Linked DNA regions of Mus musculus: region 1 is linked to region 2. A link is a loop called in an ENCODE intact Hi-C map of the cell type or tissue named here. Cell type or tissue: gastrocnemius. All regions are shown on one strand. Each heading gives the region's core, and the rest is flanking DNA. Links, peaks and the distances in the headings are about the cores only. Region 1 overlaps Prss21 (protease, serine 21). Region 2 holds the start of Gm41545 (a long non-coding RNA gene).

Evidence for each region. A loop is a pair of places that touch in the nucleus more often than their neighbours do. Peaks named below come from ENCODE experiments on the same cell type or tissue, not always from the same donor. Only the 100,000 strongest peaks of a DNase experiment are listed, where the experiment ranks them.
Region 1: a loop joins it to region 2, with 2.0 times the contacts of the local background. A loop is called at or near these places in 10 of 42 quality-filtered maps.

The regions. Positions count from the first base shown.
Region 1 is chr17:23,868,726-23,878,519 of GRCm38, reverse strand. It overlaps Prss21 (protease, serine 21), which reads right to left. Exons shown (of 6, transcript NM_020487.4): 3 at 9,739-9,794; 4 at 8,878-9,161; 5 at 5,995-6,149; 6 at 5,407-5,725. The coding sequence ends at 5,486. Among named protein-coding and RNA genes, the nearest start is that of Prss21, 5.6 kb to the right of the region's middle. In gastrocnemius, for the core only: CTCF peaks have their summits at 3,839 (motif pointing right) and 4,462 (motif pointing left); DNase peaks (open chromatin) are centred at 1,631, 3,876 and 4,468; H3K27ac peaks cover 238 bases.
Region 2 is chr17:23,918,727-23,928,520 of GRCm38, reverse strand. It overlaps Gm41545 (a long non-coding RNA gene), which reads left to right and starts at 3,165. Exons shown (of 3, transcript XR_876668.3): 1 at 3,165-3,407; 2 at 7,266-7,379. It overlaps Dcpp3 (demilune cell and parotid protein 3), which reads right to left. Exons shown (of 4, transcript NM_001077633.1): 4 at 9,080-9,475. The coding sequence ends at 9,139. It also overlaps a transcript of Sbp not described here. In gastrocnemius, for the core only: no CTCF peak of the experiment used is centred there; DNase peaks (open chromatin) are centred at 3,220, 3,698 and 3,872; H3K4me3 peaks cover 1,526 bases; H3K27ac peaks cover 1,842 bases.

The DNA.
Region 1 (9,794 bases), core at 900-8,899, 50 kb after region 2:
GACACTGGTCTCGAGGGAATGGCCATGAGGGATGGCCTACAGAATTGGGAGGGACCTCCATTTCCTGAGCCAGGAGCTACTAATACCTACACAACGCATGGGAACGCTAGAGAGTAGTCAAAGGCCACACTAGCCTGCCATGTGTTTCTGAGCTGAAAACGTTTTTCAGGTATTATAATCATCAAAAAATTTAAAAGCAGAAAGATGTTTTGTGACTCATGTTAGTTTTCAGGATTGGAGTGATTGGTGCCTCAGCCATTGAGAGCATGAACCACTCTTACAGAGGACCAGAATCATTTCCCAGAAACCACATCAGGTGGCTCATACCACTTACAATTCTAGCTCCTGGAGATTAGATGTCTTCTTCTGGCTTCCAAGGATACCTATACTCACATGAATATAAACCCCACCCACACTCAGACATGCGCACATGCATGCACGTGTACATGTAATTAAAAATAAACCTTTCCCTTTTTGAATACAGGGACTCACTATGTAGCCCTGGCTGGTCTAGAACTCACTATATATATCAGGCTAGCCTCCTACTCCCAAAGATCTGTCTGCCTCTGCCTCCCCAGTGCTGGGATTAAAGGCCTGCACTACCACACATGAGAGAAAAAAAGAAAAAGATTTCTGTAATCTGTATGCCTTTCTTGTCCCAAGGTCAGGAGTCGAAGAGTACTTGTTGGCTGTCTGCACCGCTTCTGGCTCACAAAGCAAATGGCGGTGTTATCTGCTCTCTCACGCAATCTGCTGACCCTGTATGGACTCCTTAACCTGGAGCAATTACAGCTTGATCCCTGCTTGGCAGGGCAAAATAGAGTGTAGGGAGTTCTCTTCAATAGCTATCTTTAATGGGGGCTAGGAAGAGGCTCTCTGACACGAATACCTGCACTTGGATCTGCTCTGTCTCCCTGGGAGGCTTGTAGACTGTCAAGCTCCATTGATGGATGGATGCTGTGGAGGGGAGCACCCATTTCACTCATCTTTCCAGCCCTCCTTCCACCTCTACCCTGCAGACACAGTGGAGGCTTGGCTGGGGGCAGGGTAACAGATCCCCTCCTGATGCCCCAGGAGGATCCTTGGAGGGGTGTGGGGGCGTGGAGGCGGAAGGGCCTAAGCTCTTGGCAGACAGCTCTTGGAGCTCAGGGCCTGAAATGGGACACAAAGGGGGCTGTGTTCTGTCCCAACCCAGCCCAAGGGCACTCTTGTGGGCTTGTTGTCACTTCAAATGCCAAAAGGAGGGTCTGGCTGGCTGAGGTTCAAGGAAGTACCCCTTGAGTGAAGGGTAAGGTAGAAGGAATAGACTTTATTCCTGGCCAGAGGGCATTGTGGGACATGCCCAGCTTCACAGGTAAGGAACATTTTCATGGTGATGGTATGTAGCAATGGCTATCACACATTCATACACCTACACTTGAAAATACACACTCTCCTAGCTACACCCACATTGGACAGATATAGTCCTCACAGCACACGGGGTATGGGGGAGTCCAATCTCAAAAGAGTCTCTGTAACCCCTCAGTTACAGAGCTGGCCCTGAGCCTACACTAAGGAATGCTCAACACAGGCCTTTTGTCCCTCGGGATCAGGACTCCCCCAAAGAGGGATTTACTGGGCATTTATCAACTGCCCTGGGCACAACCCAGGGTGCACTGTGCCAGGGATGGAACAATGGGGCCTTCTCCTTCAACAGAGGTGGGCCTTGGCCTGCTTAGTCCGTGTGGTAGGAGATGGTTATAACACATGGCTCTGGTCTCCTCCCTCTCCTGATATAGGGCTAGAAAAGACTCCTCTAGACACTAGATAACTGGGTCTCCATCTGCAACCCACTCAGAGCCATATCCACAACCCCATGCCAGCCAACTATAGCAAGCTTCTGTCCTTACTAGGAGGCCAGATCTTCGGTTCATAGCTCTGGTCTTGGGAAATTCTAGCCAGGGTGTGATTTCTGGGGCCAAGAAGGAAGCTGGCTCCTCCACATATCCCCAGCTGATCCCTGGCACCACAGGAACCATACGAGACTGATGGGAGGGGAAGGCAAAGGACCAGAAGTCAAATGGCATATCTGTACAGTGAGGGACAGAGGCTATCCTTGTACATAGACTCCTGTCAATGCTGCCAGGAAAAGACACTAAGAAGATTGGGAGGGCAAGTTATTTCTATATCACTGAAAAACCCAGCAACCTTCGCCAAAATCCCTACTGGGTGCCTCTCTCTGTCATAAGCATTTTTGTTACACTCTGACCCAGAAAACTCTTTAAAACACTGTATTAGAAAACTAAAGTGCCAATCGCATGTATTGCATCATCATTAACATAATTAAAATTCCATTTGTGGGTCAGTGAAATGGCTCAGTGGGTAATAGTGCTTGCCACCAAGCCTGCCAACCTGAGTTCTATCCCCAGGACCCACATGATAGGAGGAAAGAACTGATTCCTACAAGCTATCCTCAGTTCAAAATATGAAATGGAGGAGCGCATGTAGGTCAGAGCTAGGTTATAAGAGGTGGGATAGGCCCACCTGCACCCTTGCGAGGGGGAGTCTGGGTGCTTGGTGTTGAAGCTCAGCTGAGGATAAGACAAAAGGAGCTCTGAAGATGCTGCTCCAGCAGCTAGGAAGATGGAGATGCTCGGGAACATGATTTTAGGTTCTGACATTTTTCTTCTAATCTGTTTTCACCCCAACTGGGTCTCCAATCCTCAGGACAAGGCCTTAGACTCACCTCCCTGCTCCCAAGCCGCCCAAGATCAACTGGGAACAAAGGGACAGTGGGGGACAATGCTTAGCACATTCAAACACCTAGCTAGGTGGAACTGGATGTGAGAGTGGGGGTGTCACACGTAAAAGATTTCTGAGAGTGTGATGACTAAATAATGAAACTCATAAGGAAGGTGAAGTGTCTCTGGCAGCCCTTGTCCACACTGCATCCTGGGACCTCTGGCGGCCCTTGTCCACACCGTATCCTGGGACCTCACTGTAGTCTCCATTCTAAACACACAATGTGCTTTGAGTCCTGCACATGTTGTACCACACAACATCAAGAAAAGCTGCCTGAAGTGCCTGGGCTCAGATTCAAGACTATTGTATGCTCTTAACTGCAATGGTTGTTGCTGTGCACACAATGTGCTCTGCTCTTATGGAAAAGTAATAGTTTAATTACAGGAAACAAAATATTTTCCCATGTCATTCTTCAGCATGTTAGGTATACAGGAGTTGTATCTTTGGATTGTAGAGAAATAAGTATCTCAATTAGCACACAGATTTGCACTCTTTTAAAAATGGTGAAAGGGGGCTGGTGAGATGGCTTAGTGGTTTAGAATACTGGCTGCTCTTCCAGAGGTCCCAAGTTCAAATCTCAGCAACCATGGGGGCTCATGACACTCTATAATGGGATCTGATGCCCTCTTCTGTCATGCAGGCATATATGCAAACAGAACACTTGTGCACAATAAAATACATAATAAACAAATAAATCATTTTTAAATGGTGAAAGGGGGCTGGAATTCTTGTTGCCCTTCCAGAGGGTCAGAGTTCTGTCCCCAGAACCCACATCAGTGTCTCACAAGCTGCAGAGGATCTGAGACCTCCTCCTGACCTCCCTAAGAACACACACAAACACACGTGAATAAATAGTTTTAAATGGTAAAACTTGCATATACCAAATAACTGTTTTAAAATATGGTTCTTTGCTATCTATTATCAGTGCATTTGTACAACTATTTTACATACTCATATACTAGAGTCCCATAATCATTTCCCATTGAGGGCCTGGGAAGATAATCCAGTGGTTAGGGCATAATTGCTTTTCTAGCCAAGGAAGTTCAATTCCCAGCACTTCCACCAGATGGCAGTTCCTTAAAACTGCCTGTAACTCCAGGTCCTGGAGATCCAACACTCTTTCCGGCTTCTGCACGCAATTGTCCTCCAATGTACGTACATAGCTCCACATGGAGACACATGCATACACATAATTAAAATTTACAGATAGATCTCTTTAAAACAAACAGACAAAAACACCACCCCATTCAGGGAAAAATAGTCAAAAGGTCAAAAGTGCAGAAAGTTCCAAAGCCCTGTTCTAGTTAATGTATCTATCCCCATGCCCGACTCACTACCAACATCCCATCCACTGAGGGTTCCTCAGACATCTGCCCCGTCCAGATCACCATCTTCTCCATTGTGGGGGCCTGCCCTCCCCACCCCACCCCTAGGCTCCCAGCTCTCTGCTTCCCGTAAACTTCTCTACTTAGAAGGCTGCCCTTTCCAGTCTCTCAGCAGCATGCCATTGGCTCCTGACCGTACACATAAGGATCACTTGGTAGCTGTGATCTTCCTTTTGTTTTTGACATGTTCCCTTGAGCCACCATCTGCCTCTTTTCCACTTAGCCCCTGTGGCCTCACCAACTTTTCCAGAAATTAACTATTAGATGTAAATATGCAAGGCCATGGCTGTCCCCTGGTGGTCAGCGATGGACATGCAGGAGGCTAATCTATGTGGTCACCCAGCAGGGAATTTGGCTTTTCCCATGACCTCAGGCCCTGGCTTACACATGGATGGTTGATGGGTCAGAGTGAGGTTGCCTAGTCAGGGAACCTCCTAGAATTTCCTAGGGACTTCAGTTCATGTCCCTCTTGTTGCCTTCCATCTCCTTCTGATCTTAGACACTTCGATACAGAACAGAAGGTGAACCTCCTTGGCTTTGCCCCTATGGGGATTGATCGGTGCTGTGAGGCATGGCCGGGTCCCGAGGAGTCTGAGCGTTCGTCCTGTGTTGGTGCAGTGCCAGGCACACTATGTACTGGTCCCTCATCAACAAAAGATGAGGTTTGTGGGTGCTGTGATTCCAGGACCAGGAAGGAGAGGTGGCCAGAGAACCTCAGAGCATGTCTCAAAAAGAAAACAGGAAAGACTCACTGAGCAATTTCCCCAGCCCCTGCCACCATCTAAAAAAATTATTTATGTATTATGTATTTTATTATGTATGAGTGTTCTATTTGTATGTTTGCCTGCATGACAGAAGAGGGCATCAGATCCCATTACAGATGGTTGTGAGCCACCATGTAGCTGTGAGCGCCCATTTGATGTACTAAGAGAACTCAGCCTGTGCTGTTAGGAGCAGGGACCACAACCCCTCACTCTCCTGGGTACTGGTGCTTGCAGAAGATGCACGATCCTCCTGTCTCCGTCTCCCATGTTCTGGAGTTGCAGGTGCCACCACACCCAACCACAAATAGTGATTTTTGTAATTGCACTAAACAGAGAGGATGCTACTGTTTGCAACCAAAACGTGGCTAATGTAGGTGGGTCAGGATTGTAGAGGTTACTGTTAGATAGAGGTCTTGGATTGAGAGAAATGGAGGGGCCTCAACAGGAGGCCATCAGAGTTCAAGGAAAGATAGGAAAATATTAACAGGTTTATTAGCAAGCAAGATACAAAAGAGACACACCCTGACCTCACAGGTGTGACGTACACGTGTGGGCTCAGGCAGGCCTCAGCAAAGAGGAAGCCCAGGCCAGAGTGAGAAACAGTAGCAGGGGGACTGGGTCAGGCCTGAGCAGCCCATTGCGGATCATGGTTGACTGGATCCAGTTGTAGTGATGACTGATGTTGGTATAGACTCCAGGGCGATTGGGGCGACCACAGCCTATTCCCCAGCTCACAACTCCAACCTGATACCACACCGTATCCTGGTCGCAGGCCAAGGGTCCTCCCGAGTCACCCTGAGAAGCAACATAGGTAAGCCTGGGAGATGACAAGTAGGACCAGCAGAGGGGCTAGGGGAGAAGGAGGTGCTATGGGGCTGACAGACTGGGTGAGGATACTACTCCTAGCCCTGACAGCAGTAGGCCCTCAATTTCTTCATCTGCAAAGTGGGGCCATTGTCTAAATCCTGAGATGAAATGAGGCCCTATATGAAAACTCCGTTGGGTGGAAGTTGGAGCTAGGGTACTGGGCCCAGAAGAGCATGGTGGTATGAGGTGACACTTACAAAGCAGGCATCCTTGCCACCTTCAGGAGTGCCAGCGCAAACCATGTCTCCCCAGATGTTCGTGCGGAAGTCTGGCTTTTTGTACATATGGTTACACATGCTGTTGTTGATAATAGCTACCTGCACTTCCTGGAGAGTGTTGGGAGATGGCAGACCTGTGTGGGGGATGGAAGACAGAGAGACAGACCCCTGGATCCTCCTCTCCTGGGAGGAATGGCATAGGGTGTGGGAACAGGGGTGTCCTGGGGCACCTAATGTGCCTGAGACATCACTGTCAATAGCTCCCAGCTGCAGCCCCATGCTAACATCACAGGCAATCAACAGTATCACAGGATTCAGTGGATGGAGGCATTGTCAATACCATTCACTGAGGCTGTGTATAGAATGTACATGAAGTCACTGCTGGGCTGGCAACCAAGTTATGTACAGGGGAAGGAGCTGGAGTGGATGCAGCAAGCCAAGTCCTGCCGAGACATCCAGGGACCAGAGAAATCAGCTCTATGGTGCCCTTTCCTTCTGGGATGTCCTTAGGCCTGAGCCAAGGGCCCTAAAGCAGCTCTAGAATACAACAGTATCAGAACATATTAATTTAAAGAACAGTTCTGGGGGAGAGCCCCATTACTAGCATGCACTAGGGAACTGTCAGCTCCTGGTGTGACTCCCATCATTGGATCCCTAAGTCAAGGCTTCAGGCATTGTCAACTCTGCAGAGGATGACAGGAGCCACAGTGGCTGTTTCCTGTCCTCTGAGATCTCAGATCTCAGAAGTGCTCTACCAAGCCAGCAAGATTGTTATCTACTTCACAGAAGAGGAAACTGAGGCACAGTTCAGCCAAGTGTCTTGTTCAAAGTGTCCCAGTCAGCACACAGCAAAGAAAACGTTGCCCCAGTTCCAGGGTGAACAGAAGTATATTCACACCAGAGATGTGCTACCTGTCTCGTGTGAACCAAAATTAAGAATGAAGCCAGGAATCAAGGAGACAACCACCACTGCCATGCCCATCCATTCTGCACCTGGAACGTGGGCAGCAAAGAAGGCCTGGAAGGGTCCTGGGCTCACCCTTCTAGGAGAAGGAAATGGTCTCCTACCAAACAGGCAGACTGACCACTGCATCCTCTTCTCCCTGCCAGTTCCAACTGTCTGACCTTGGGGAACTCCCTTATGTTGTCTGAGCCATGGAACCTGGTCTTGCCTCCGATACTAGTTCTGGGGCCTTGGACACTTTCCATAGCGCTCTCAATTTCCTCAGTGGGTAATGGTTCTTGCCATTAGGTCTAATTTTGATCCTCAAGACCCGCATGGTAAAAGGAGAGGACAACTCTTCCACATGGGCCATTGATTGTACCCCCATCACCTACAAAGCATAGGGCTGGAGAGACAGCTCGGCAGTGAAGAGCACTTACAGCCCTTTCAGAGAGCATGGGTTCAGTTCCCGGTACCCACAGGGAGCTCACAACCACCTGCAGCTCCAGTTCCAAGGGAGCCAACGCCCTCTACCAGCCTCTGCAGGAATTGCATGCATGCGGTAAACATACATACACACACACACACACACACACACAAGCCCACAAACACACAAGCCCACAAACACACATAAATTTTTTGCTGTTGTTTTGTTTTTTTTTTCAAGACAGGGTTTCTCTCTGTAGCTCTGGCTCTCCTGGAACTCACTCTGTAAACCAGGCTGGTCTCGAACTCAAAAAGATAGGCCCACTTCTGCCACCTGAGAGCTGGGATTAAAGGTGCCACCACTGCCTGTCCCTTCCGCCTTTTTAAATAAATGTTCTTAAAACAAAATAAATAGATGCAATCCCTCTAAAGGAGGCTGGAGAGATGGTTCAGAAGTTAAGAACACTTTCTCCATCATGAGGACGAATTAGGATCCCGGTATTACTGAAAGGTTCACAAACACCTCTAACTTCAGCTCCTAGGGATCCCACACCCTCTTCTGTCCTCTGTGGGCATCTGCACACACACGCACATCACTGAGACATGCGTGCACACATACAAATCAAATCAAATACTTCAAATCCCTTTCTTAAACCTACACTCTTGGGCTAGGGAGCTAGCTCTAAAGGACCCAAGTTCAATTTCCAGCACCCGTATGGCAGTTCACTAATGCCTATAACTCCAGCTCTAGGGGAATCTGAGACACGCACCTGCAGGCAAAACACTCATATATATAAAAAAAAATAAAATAAAATGAAGTTTTTTTTTTTTTAAATTATGCCGTTGCCTTGATGCACCAGGGTCCCCAAGCCTGCAAGCCAAGCACGTGACCTGCAGGGAAGGAGCCGAATCTATTACTACGACGCTGGTTAGGGGGCATTGCAGAGATGGACCAGGTCAGAGAGAACTGAGCAGGGTCACTCCAGGATGTAAGAGCTAGGGCACCTAGAGGGAAACCGTTCTCAGTGCTCCTTGGGGTGGGGGTGGGGGCTTTGTGCAAGGGTTCCTGCTGAGCTGCAGGCAGGCACGTGATTAGACCTCCAAAGGGATTTCAGGGGTGCACCAAGAAGGAGTGTGCACAGTCGGAATTTTGGGTGGGTGGAGCAGGCAGAGTGAGTGTGTTTCCTGTCTCTCACTGATGATTGATTGGTGCCTGCCAAAGTGGGTAGATCATAAAAGCTGTGTTGTAGAAGCCATCCTACAGGCCCTATGAGGTCCCCACCCCTTCAGGCCTCCCTGGCACCTCTGAGTTCCTGTCTGGGAGGAAAGGACTAGCTCCTGTCCTTCTTGCAAGCAGAAGTAAGGAAAATAAACAAGAAAACGTTGAGTGAGCGAGAGGGGGCTCCGTGGGGCCTCAGAGCCCAGGGAGGGAGGGCTAATGTGAAAGGTTAGGGTAGTGCCCCTCTCCCCAACCCGTCTGTACCCAGCCTCACTCTCATCTTCTCCAATAGCCCCCCAGCCGGTCACCCAGCAGTCAGTTCGGTTCTCAAACTTGTACGTGGAGTTCAGGAGGCAGATGGGCTGGATGAAGTTATTGTAGGTGACTGGAGATGACAGCTTCAGCAGGGCTATGTCATTGGGATACTGCTCCGAGTACTTGGGGCTCAGGAAAATATCTTCTATTTGGTAACGGTTGGAATAGGCCTGTAGGTTCCAGAGAGATGGCCTGGATGTCAGCTCACCAAACTGGACTGTCCAGTCAAAAGGATCGTTATCCCTGACAGAGAAGGAGAGAGCAGTTCAAGCCACCTGAGCTCAGCTGGGCCTCTCTCTGAGGCGACGACTACCTCACGTTCATCCTTAGCATAACTGCCCAGTCCTTATGGGCCAAAAAGCCTCCTATAGGGGCCACAGAACCCAGAGAGGCTGGGCAAGAGAGCCCTTGCTCCCGGGCACTGAGTGAAGAAGCAGAAGAGTGGCTACCCCAGTGGTCCTGTGTCTGTTGGAGTAGTCCTAAAGACAGAAGGTGAGTCAGCCTAGGGGAGCCCCCAAAGGAGCTGTAGTCCCCAAAGGAGCTGAGCAAGTGTGGGGACTAGTGTAGGGATATTTGGGAAGGACTTGAAGGAAAAAAAGAGCAGTCAAAGCACTCAAAGGGAATGAGAATGTCCTGAAAGAACATTCTAGAAGAACTGGAAGAGGATTCCCTTTCAGGGGCAGTAATGTAAATCTTACAGATCTAACCCATTTCAGCTACTCCTGAGGCTGCACTAAAAAGCTTACCCAGGTGTCAAACTCAGGGCCAAGGTTACTAACCTTCCCACCCCTCAGCTGCCCAGGCTTGACTCCAGACTCACTTTTGGAAGCAGTGGGCAGCTGTAAGCACCCAGCGGCGGTTGAGCAAGGTTGCGCC
Region 2 (9,794 bases), core at 513-8,512:
GGGGGCACACATTTGTCACCTCAGCTCTTCATACCCTGAGTATGAATACCCACAAGTCAAGGCCATCGACACCGGGTGCACTTGCGACACACAGACTTCCATGCATAAAAAAACACCCAAACACATAAGATAATAATTAAAAACTAACTTGAGGGTTAAAGTCCAAGGCCAGCCTGAGCTACATAGCAAGTGCTTGACTAGCCTAGCCTTTTATCTCAGGTACATTTCATTCCCTGGATTGTTCTTGCATGTGATTTGGTACCTCCTGTGACAAACATTACATTCAATTTATAAGACACGTTTATTCTTGTTGGATGCCAGAACATATCTACAGAACCCAATCTGGACAGTGTTGTGTTTTATAAAAAGAAAAGGAGAGAGTGAGTATGTCTGGTGGATGTGCAGTCAGGTGTGGGGCAAGGGCGTGCCTCTGCGGGCCCATGCTGAGGCATCCCTTCCCCCTGAGGGCCAGTCACACACGACAGTATAGTATAGAATAGAGTTTATTCAGAGTATGGAGAGGGGAGCTGAGGGAGTAGAGGCAGAGAAAGGCAGAGAGAGAGAGAGAGAGAGAGAGAGAGAGAGAGAGAGAGAGAGAGAGAGAGAAGAGGCTGGCCATGAGCATATGGAGCGAAAGGGGGTAAGGGGCAAGATGATAGAACAAGAACAAGAGAGAGAGAGGAGGGCGTGAGCATCCCCTTTTATAGTGAGTCAGGCACACCTGGCTGTTGCCAAGTAATTGTGGGGTAGAGCCTAGACTAAATGCCAACAGCCAGTGCACCCTGAATCTGGATATGGCCTTCTGCCTTGCTTTCGTGCTTTCCCAGATATAATTTATAGTACGCGGCACCCAATTGTGTTTAGATTGCTCCGTTCTGGAGAAGTTCTGCTCTGTAAACGTTTAGTATGTGCTTACTCAGATTTATTTACATGTTTTTAATGGTCACATTTTTCTAAACTCAAACAGCTGTTCTTGAATCATTACTTTCTTTGCTACACTCGTATATAAAAGTGCAGCACATATACCAAAATTGGAAGGATAAAAGTTTGCTGAAACTGAGGACTGTCTACAGCATCAGACAGCAGCCTGCCCTGTTCTTTCAGATTCCAGCAGACAGGATCTGCACAGGTCGTCAAAAGTCAACTTTCCCTGCTGAGACTCCAGAGACTTGAATAAATATCACAACTGCCCATAGAGACAATGTATGTTTTCCTAAAATCTTCTCAAACAGAATGTCTAAAACAACAAATAAGCTATGTTTACTCAGGGACAGGATGTTTGTAACCCTGAGTTTTATCCTATTAGCATTCCTCTTTGAACCCTAAGTCTAAACAGTCCATCTCATAAAACCACTCTTAATTGGGGTTTCTATTGCTGTGACCAAAAGCAGATTGGAAAGGAAAGGGTTTATCCCGTCCCACAATGCTCAGTTCATGGTCCAGTATCAAAGGACTCAGGGGAGTAACCTCGAGGCAGGAATTAAAGCAGAGGCCATGGGGGGGGGGGAGCAGAGTCAGCATGGGACACCCCAAGACCAAGTTCTCAGGACACCCCAAGACCATGTTCAGAGTCAGCACAGGACACCCCAAGACCAAGTTCTCAGAACAAAGGAGATTTGCCCCAGAGGGACAGAGGACAGGGAATAAGAGGCAAAGACAGGAGACAGGATGAGGGAGAAGGGGAAGGAACAAGAGAGAACCCCTTGTGTTAGGATGAGGTGTTTAATTTTAACTGGGCATGTTAATTAGGTGAGCCAAAGGGGGCCTTTGATTGCTGGACTTCAATGCTTTGATAGCTGGACCTGGGTGGTTGGCCTCAGGAGAGGGAAGTGGGCAAATAAGGGAATAGACTTTGGCAGCTAGCTTTAGAAATGTTATCCAATGGTTCTTAACAAGGAAGAGAGAAGGGAGAAGAAGAGAAAGCCTGCCAGAGCTGTGTTTGCCATGCTCCTGCCTGCTTGAGTCCTTTCAGAGGGTGTTGCCTACTGGCTTCCTCTTCATGGCTTACTCAGCCTACTTTCTTATCGAACCCAGGACCACCAGCTCAGGGACAGCCCCTCCCACAAAGAGCTGGGCCCTTGCACACCAATGGTTAAGAAAATGTACCATGGGCTTGCCTACAGGCTAATTATCTAGAGACTTTTTCTCAACTGAAGTTCTGGCTTCAAAAATGACTCTAGCCTGTGTCATGTTCATGTAAAATTAGCAAGTACAACCACCTTACATTTACCATTAAAAAATTATTTAAGATTAAAAAAAACAAATAAACAGACCAAGTCATCTAGTTTTACTTAACTTTTAAACACTACTTAAATTTTAAGGTTTGAATAATCTTTAAAACATGTTGTAAATTAAGACCTTTGAGGAATGTGGCCTGATGTGTTTATAAAAAAGATAAAGGGAGGGGGGATATGTTCTATGGAGGTGTGGTGAGGTGTGGGGGAAGGGGGTGTCTCAGCGGACCCAAATCCAAGGCATCCCTTCCTCCTGAGGGACCAGCCACACAATGGTATAGTATAGAATAGAGTTTATTCAGGGCATGGGGAGGGGAGTTAAGAGGGCAGTAGACTATCATATGGAGATTCAATGCTCACTAGCCTAAACTTCAGAGAACTGGTAAAGCCTTTCCCGACTGGTTAGTGTAAACATCCCCATGGTCCCAGGGTAGAGTCCTTGAGCTCGGAGCTACCGGTGTTACCCTTGAGAATGGAGACGTTCAGTCTTCTCACCGACTTTTGTTCTAGGACGTTTTCCCCTGGGTGAGATTTTCCTTTTTCCTTTTGAGACAGTTTCTTTCTCACTGCTGAGAATCCCAGACCGAGCCTGGATAAACTGTATTCTGTAGCTCAAGGGCACTGGTCCAGAGCTTAGCTCCCAGCCTATCAGGTGATAACCTGGTGGTCTGGCCGATGCTAGAAATCTCTGGTTATTGATAATGTCCCCCAGGACACTGGCCCAGGCAGTTAATGACTATTCTCTCACCCATGGTCTGTCTTGGCCTCATTGTCCCTACTTTCTGGAATGTCTTGGTCTAATTCACAGTAAGCAAAAAGCTCACTGCTAGCTAGCTATGCTTCCCACTCCTCCCTCCCTCATTTGCTCACTCCTGCCCGCCCCATCGCTGCAGCCACTGGTATGTCGGGTCTGATCCCGCCCCTGTGTCCTCCAGGGACTCTGTGAGACTTGCTTTTCCACGAGTGTGCCATCTGCTGCCCCTACACGTGTGCTCTCTCTCTTGTGCACCGGGCTCCTGCGTTCAGCCCATCACCGCTCCTACTTGGCTGCCTGCCCACAGGCACAAGAAAAACAGCTTTCGCCCTGTCCCTTGTGGACTCTTGTTCACTGAGAAGCCATTTTTCCCACAGGCTCGACTATCTGCCTGTGCTTGTTCACGCTCGCAAATGCCCGTGAGTAAGCCTCTCTCTGTCTCTGTCTATCTGTCTCTCTCTGTGTCTCTCTCTGCCTCTCTGTCTGTCTCTGTCTCTCACTCTCTCTGTCTCTGTCTCCCGCCCCCCCCCCCCAAACCCTTCCCCCCGGGACTCAGGAAGTGAGCAGCTAGCCCCGCTGCTGCCGCAAGAATAGTGTGCGCATTGCTGGGACACAGAACACTTCTACTTCCAGTGCTCTAGCCCTGCCCACCGCGGGGCGGGGCAGCGCCGGCCCGCAGCCAGAGACACTGGTCCAGGGCTTCTGGTTACTAGGAGGAAGCTCTGCCCTACTTGCCTGTGTCCCAGCCGTGAGCGCCACAGAACCACCCCCACCGCTTGACACTGTCGCCGCCGCTGAGGCCGCCGCTGCCTCAGCCACTCAGCAGCTCTGTAGCCCCACGCTCCCTGGGGGTGCACGCCATTATTGCGGCTCCTAGTGATCTGTTCTCTTCAGGCTGCAAGCTGCTGCATTCGTTCCACACGCTTCCCGCCCAAGCGCTCGCGCATGCGCCTGTCTCTAGCTCCACAGTCCATCCATTCCCACGGCTTGCCTGGCTTGCTTGTTCAGTTCCTGTCTCAGGCCTGAACCCGCCTGGACAAACTCACTTTCTGTCACCATGACCTTATGCCACTGCTGCCAGCTCTCTTATTCTGATCCACACCAACTCTAAGTCAAGTGTTTCTCTACTAATACAAGGCCAAATATTTCTCTGCTAATGCAAAATGTGTTTTTCTCTACTTACACAACCTGTCAAAGTTACTTAAAATTTTCGTTCTTACCCTATCTTGAAAAATAATGATTTTTGCTACTGCCATTAAATTATGGTGTGCTCTATTCAGATATAACCAATTGAAATGGCTCTTGTCCAAATCTGCTAATTAACTGAAGTGTGTCAACCCAAAACATGGTTTCTATGCTTAAAAGCTCATCCTGAGAAAGGCTCAGGGCTACACTGGGATCTCGAACACCCGATGTAGTGTAGTCACAGGTCGGCTAATGAAGGCTTTCTATTGCCTTGAACCCATGTCTACGCAGTGTTATCTGGTGAATACTGAACAGCAGTGACGTTGGAGTGTTACACAGGTGCATGGTCTGAACCACAATGCATTTTACATGTTACATGCATGTGATGAGAGCAGCCCTAGAGCCTTCTTAAGCCATATAAGCAAGCCTGTGGGAAAAGAAGGTTCCACAATGTCCCCTTGACCCACCTTTGGTGATCTTCAATTTTACATCAGATGTTTCCCCGAGATGCCAAGAAGTCTTGCCACCTGTGTATGGCTCCCGAATCCTCTAGAAGAGTGGTTCTCTGTTGCAGAATATTTGATCACACTGTGAACCCTGAGGTTGTTACTTACTGACAAAAACTAGTTGTGTTGTGGCTCAGTCCTTTGCACACACCTTTAACCCTAAACAATAAAGGTAAAGTTAGTTTGTAACAGGAAGCACCCATGTTTGAAAGTGATGTCTAATTGAGTGGCAGACAAAGTGATGAACAGAGAAAGATTTGACAGAATAGGCTATGCTTAACTTTCATGAGAAGAGAGAGGAAAGGGAAGCTACTTGAGAAAGCACTGCAGAGAGAAAGGGAGAAGGTAGGTTTCCTGGGAGAGTTTTACAGAGACAGTTTGAAGAGAAAACAAGCTAGAAGCAGCTGATGACAGAAAGAGCCAGAGAATGAGAAGGAGCCTAAAGATTAGAAGATTAGAACAGATTATTAGAGTTACTCTGAAGTCAGTCAGAGCAATTCAGGAGAGAGAGAGAGAGAGAGAGAGAGAGAGAGAGAGAGAGAGAGAGAGAGAGAGAGAGAGAGAGAGAGAGAGAAAGAGGATTGAATCAGTCAAGTTGGAGAGAAAAAAATGGGAGAAAGAGAGAGAATGGTGATTTAGTTCAATGGAGTGCTTGCCTCGATCCAATCTTGTGTAAGGCAAACTATCATCATTATCATCATGATGTCCTTCCTTGTCATCCTCCTTCTTCTCCCTCCTCATCGGTGTCATCATCATCATCATCATCATGAACTGGTACAGACAATTCAGCATGTGAAGACATGAAGGCATCTGCTGCCAAAAATAAAGGATTTGATCCCTGGGAACTGCATAGTGGAAAGAGAGAGAAAAAACTCCCTAAAGCTATTTTTGTGACATCCACATTCACGACATTGTACACTTACACACACACACACACACACACATCAAAAGAGGTGAGATGGTCAAGAATATCTGTAACATCAGCACTTAAGAGGTGGAGGGGAGAATCCAGGTTCACAATCAATTATCTTGGCTACATAGCTTGTTCAGGGCAAGCATTAGTGACAGAAAACTGCTTTTATTTAAAAGAAAAAAAAATGTCTTCAAGAAGTGGCTGAGGAGTGTGTCCTAAAAAGGAAGAAGAGGGAAGGAGACAGTCTCAGGTCAGGCTGGCAAAGGCTTGCTCTAGGAACCAGGGCAGGGCATGGCTTCACTTAGTGCAAATTGGTGCTCCTGGTACTGCAGTGCTCCCTACTGAGCACCTGTGCTCTTCCTGCTGCAGAATGGCTTGCACCACGCACGGGCGCAGCAGGCACTTGCTGGCCACACCTGCCCTGGGTGCCCCGCTCTGGCTGCAAGCTCCGGGGAGCTCTGGTTAGCATCCCCTGCAGTCCTTGCAGGCCCTGGTCAGCAGGTGATGATGGTCAATGACATTGGGTACAGACTGGGGATCTGCTTCTTAGAAGGTGAAGACTAACTAGGCAGCAGACTAGACACTAGAGCAAAGCCTGTCCTGTGGCCAGCAGCGCTCACTTGGCAGGGTCAGGGGGACAAGATGACCCTGAGCTAATATGGGCAAGGCTGACAAGGCTCTGAATCCCTTTGTTGAATAAAGTTTATGCATTTATGGGAGCCTGCATCATTCTTGTCACCTGAGACTCCCTATAACTTTTTTAACTGCCCTCACATTGGGCCCTAGAGGCTCACTAGGCAGAAGTTCCAACGTCCTGAGAACTTTGAGGTCAGCATCAACAGCCTCAAAGCAGTGCTGGGCTTGAAAGGTGATTAGTGTAGATACAACCAAGGATGGCAGGAACAGCCTTACAAAGATGGGGACAGCTAGACTTGAAAAGGGGTGAGGGGTTACTGCCTCCCTTGCGTTTCCAGGTCCTTTTCCAGGCACCTCCTGTTCCCCATCTTCCTGGCCTGGCCTCCATCTTCCCTCACAAAGCAGAAGCTACCTGAGAAGATGGTCTATTTATTTCATTTTAATTTATATATTTATTCTCTTGAGCCACACTGGAGCTTAATTCAGAGCTTGTGCAAGATGGTAGCTCCTCACAACTTGCTACCTCTGGAGTGGCTAAGATTACAGACCAGGCCTGCCTATAACACTTGACCAGGCTAAAGATGGTCATGGGGGAGGTGTATGTGTATGTGCAAGGGGCTGGGGGTGGGGTTTGCTGTAGACATGGATCAGAAGTTAAGAGTAATAAGTTAAGGTCCTAAGTTCAATTCCCAGCAACGATATGGTGACTCACAACCATTTGTAATGGGATCTAAATCTCTCTTCTGGTATACATGAAGACAGAGCCTTCATACATAGAATATATTAATCAATAAATCATTTTTGAAAAGGCGGGGTAAAATCAATTTATAGAAGAAGAGAAAGAAAGAGAAGGAAGAGGAGATGATGATGATGGTGATGAAGATTCTGGGAGGTGATGCCTGCATCGAGGACAGGTAAAGGGTACAGAAAATGTTTCTTCTTTAGCAAGCCAGGACAAGGAACTCCAGTAAGGTGGACCACTAAGGTCCTGTGGGAGCCACAACCAACCCCAGTAACTTCTGTTTTCTTCTGTATAGCTCCTGACATACACTTTCCAAAAAGTTTAACCCTTGCTGACTTGAATCTCACTGGTTGTGTCAAGCTCACGGAGAACTGCCTGACCCTGTCTGCCTGGAGTGCTGAGATTGAAGGTGTGCATACCATATATAGCAATAAATTATTTTTTTAATTATAAAGTTTTTTTTCCTAAGGATCGAGATATAGCTCAGTGGCAGCTAAAGCATTGTCCTAGACTCAATGCTCAATGTTACAAATATAAATGGAATTAGTGCTACTCTGTAATGTCATGGACAGATCAGAAGTGCTTATTAGTACTGTTTTTTCTTTTCTGGTATATGTATGTATGTGTGTGTGTGGTTGTGTGTGTGTGTGAGCCAGATATCATGTAGCCCAGACTATACTTAAACTGAGTATGTAGCAAAGGATGTCCTGAAACTTCCTGTTCTGCTCTTCTTGGCTCCACCTCCAGAGTGGGATTATGGACACAAACCGTCACCCCTGGTTTTATGTGCTATTAGGGATAGAACCCAGGCTTCATAGATGCTGGGAGCTCTCCAACCTACTTGTGAAATCTTTGCCTTAGTTTGGGATCAGGGTTCACACTTCCCAGCTGGACCTCAATGCTGCTACTTCTGTGTGACCTTTGTCCTCTGTGCCTCAGTTTCCTCATTGGGAGGGAGGCGATTTCTCTATGTAGTAGTCCTGGAATTTGCTTTAAAGAGCAGGTTGGCCTTGAACTCACAGAAATTCTCCTGCCTCTGCTTCCTGAACCTTGAAATTCAAGGCATGTGCCACCACAGCCAGTCAAGCCTTCATTTTGCAAGTGGTACTGTGAGAACCTGAGAGGTGCAGATAGAGAGAGGCCTGTCCTCTGCTTTGTTATATTTGATCCTGGGCCTGAAGCTTCCTTCTCCTTGAATCTACTTGGCTGTTTCTCCCTCCTCTCTGAAACCTAAGCTCAGATCCCATTGCCTCAGGGAAGAATCTCTGAAGCTCTCTCAACCTGCCTCACCCCCTGGAGATGCTGTCACTCATCTGCCTGTACAGATGCCCAGGGACGCGGGCACTTCAGCAGTCACCACGAGCTTCTGCATTGACCCCTCTTGGCAAACAGTCCATCTGCTGAACTGCTGGTCCCTTTTTGTGTCTGTGTGTCTGTGTTGTGTATGTGTGTTGTATATGTTTGTATGTGTGCATGCGTGCATGCATGCATGTTAATGAAGTCATACACTTATATATGTATACATACATGTGGAGGCCAGAGATTGACCTTGAGTGGCTTTGGGGGGGTCTCTAATACTTATTTTGTAAAGCAAGATCTCTTTCCTGAAGCTAGAGCTTGCAGATTTGGCTTGAGTAGCTGGCCAGAGAACCGTGAGGGTAAGTCTGTCTCCACCCCTCCATGTGCTTCTTCTCCCTGTGCTGCAGTTATGGACTTGCAGGTTCTGGGGACCCAAAGGTAGCTTCTTATTCTTGAACAGCAAACAAAGATTTTACCCACTGAACCATCTCTGTAACTCATCTGGGACCCCTTTTTTTCATGTCCTAGTGCAATGAAAAGCCTGATAAGAACAAGCTATTGGCAGATGACTAATGGCCTCCCTTGTATCACCAGAGAAGTCTGGAGCATTGCAGGGCCAGCAGAGGTGCCGGGTTTGGCCCTGGTGCAGGGCACAGTGCACAGTGGTGGTCTCTGAGCTAACACCTCAGAGATTGTAGCTTAGGGTCTTTGTAGGCAGGCCCCAAACCCTTGCCGGATCCATTTCTACCCACCCTTCATTTCAGATCACAGAAGCCTCTCAGACTCAAGGATTGCACTTGGACACACAGCTCATGCAGATGTTGTATTTATTCATGGGTTCAGTTTGGAAGTACCTGACACAGACCACTTCAGCCTGAGTGGCCATATTTCACACATGAACTGTTTTCACTTCCCCACAAAAACAAGATACTCTTTATGCCACCTGCCCTCCAAGAGACACAAGCTCCCTTGAGCACAAAGCTGGGATCATCAGGGTAGCTAGAGTACTGATAAATACCCACGTGATACCCCACCATTAGCTGGCGCGGCTGGGTGGTTGTAAAGACTATCTGAGTTAAAGCAGAAGGAGAGTATGAGCCTTCGACCCCAGTGATGTGCTCTTCCTTAGACAGTCTGGCTACCATTTCCTTCCCGGCAGTTGAGCCATACACTTGACCGTCCTTGTCATCATAGTTGAACTGAATTCTAGGAGAGAGGAAAAGTCTTGAATACTCATCCCGACAGTGCATGACCTGACTTCCTGGCTCCTTGGTACCCCTCCCCGCTCTTTTAGCTTCTTAAGACATACTGAAAAAGAAAACGCCACTCTCAGACACTGTGATCTAAAGCTCACTACTCAGTATGAGAGGAACCAGTTCCCTCATGAGCACAGAAGACATTACAAACAGGGAGGACCTTAGGAAGCTGCTCACTGAGACCTTCAAAAGGAGCTCGACTGCCATGGGGAGCTGCCCCTGGCCTTGCTGGGACATCCTCAGCCTAGGTCACTTATAAGCAGCAGGTC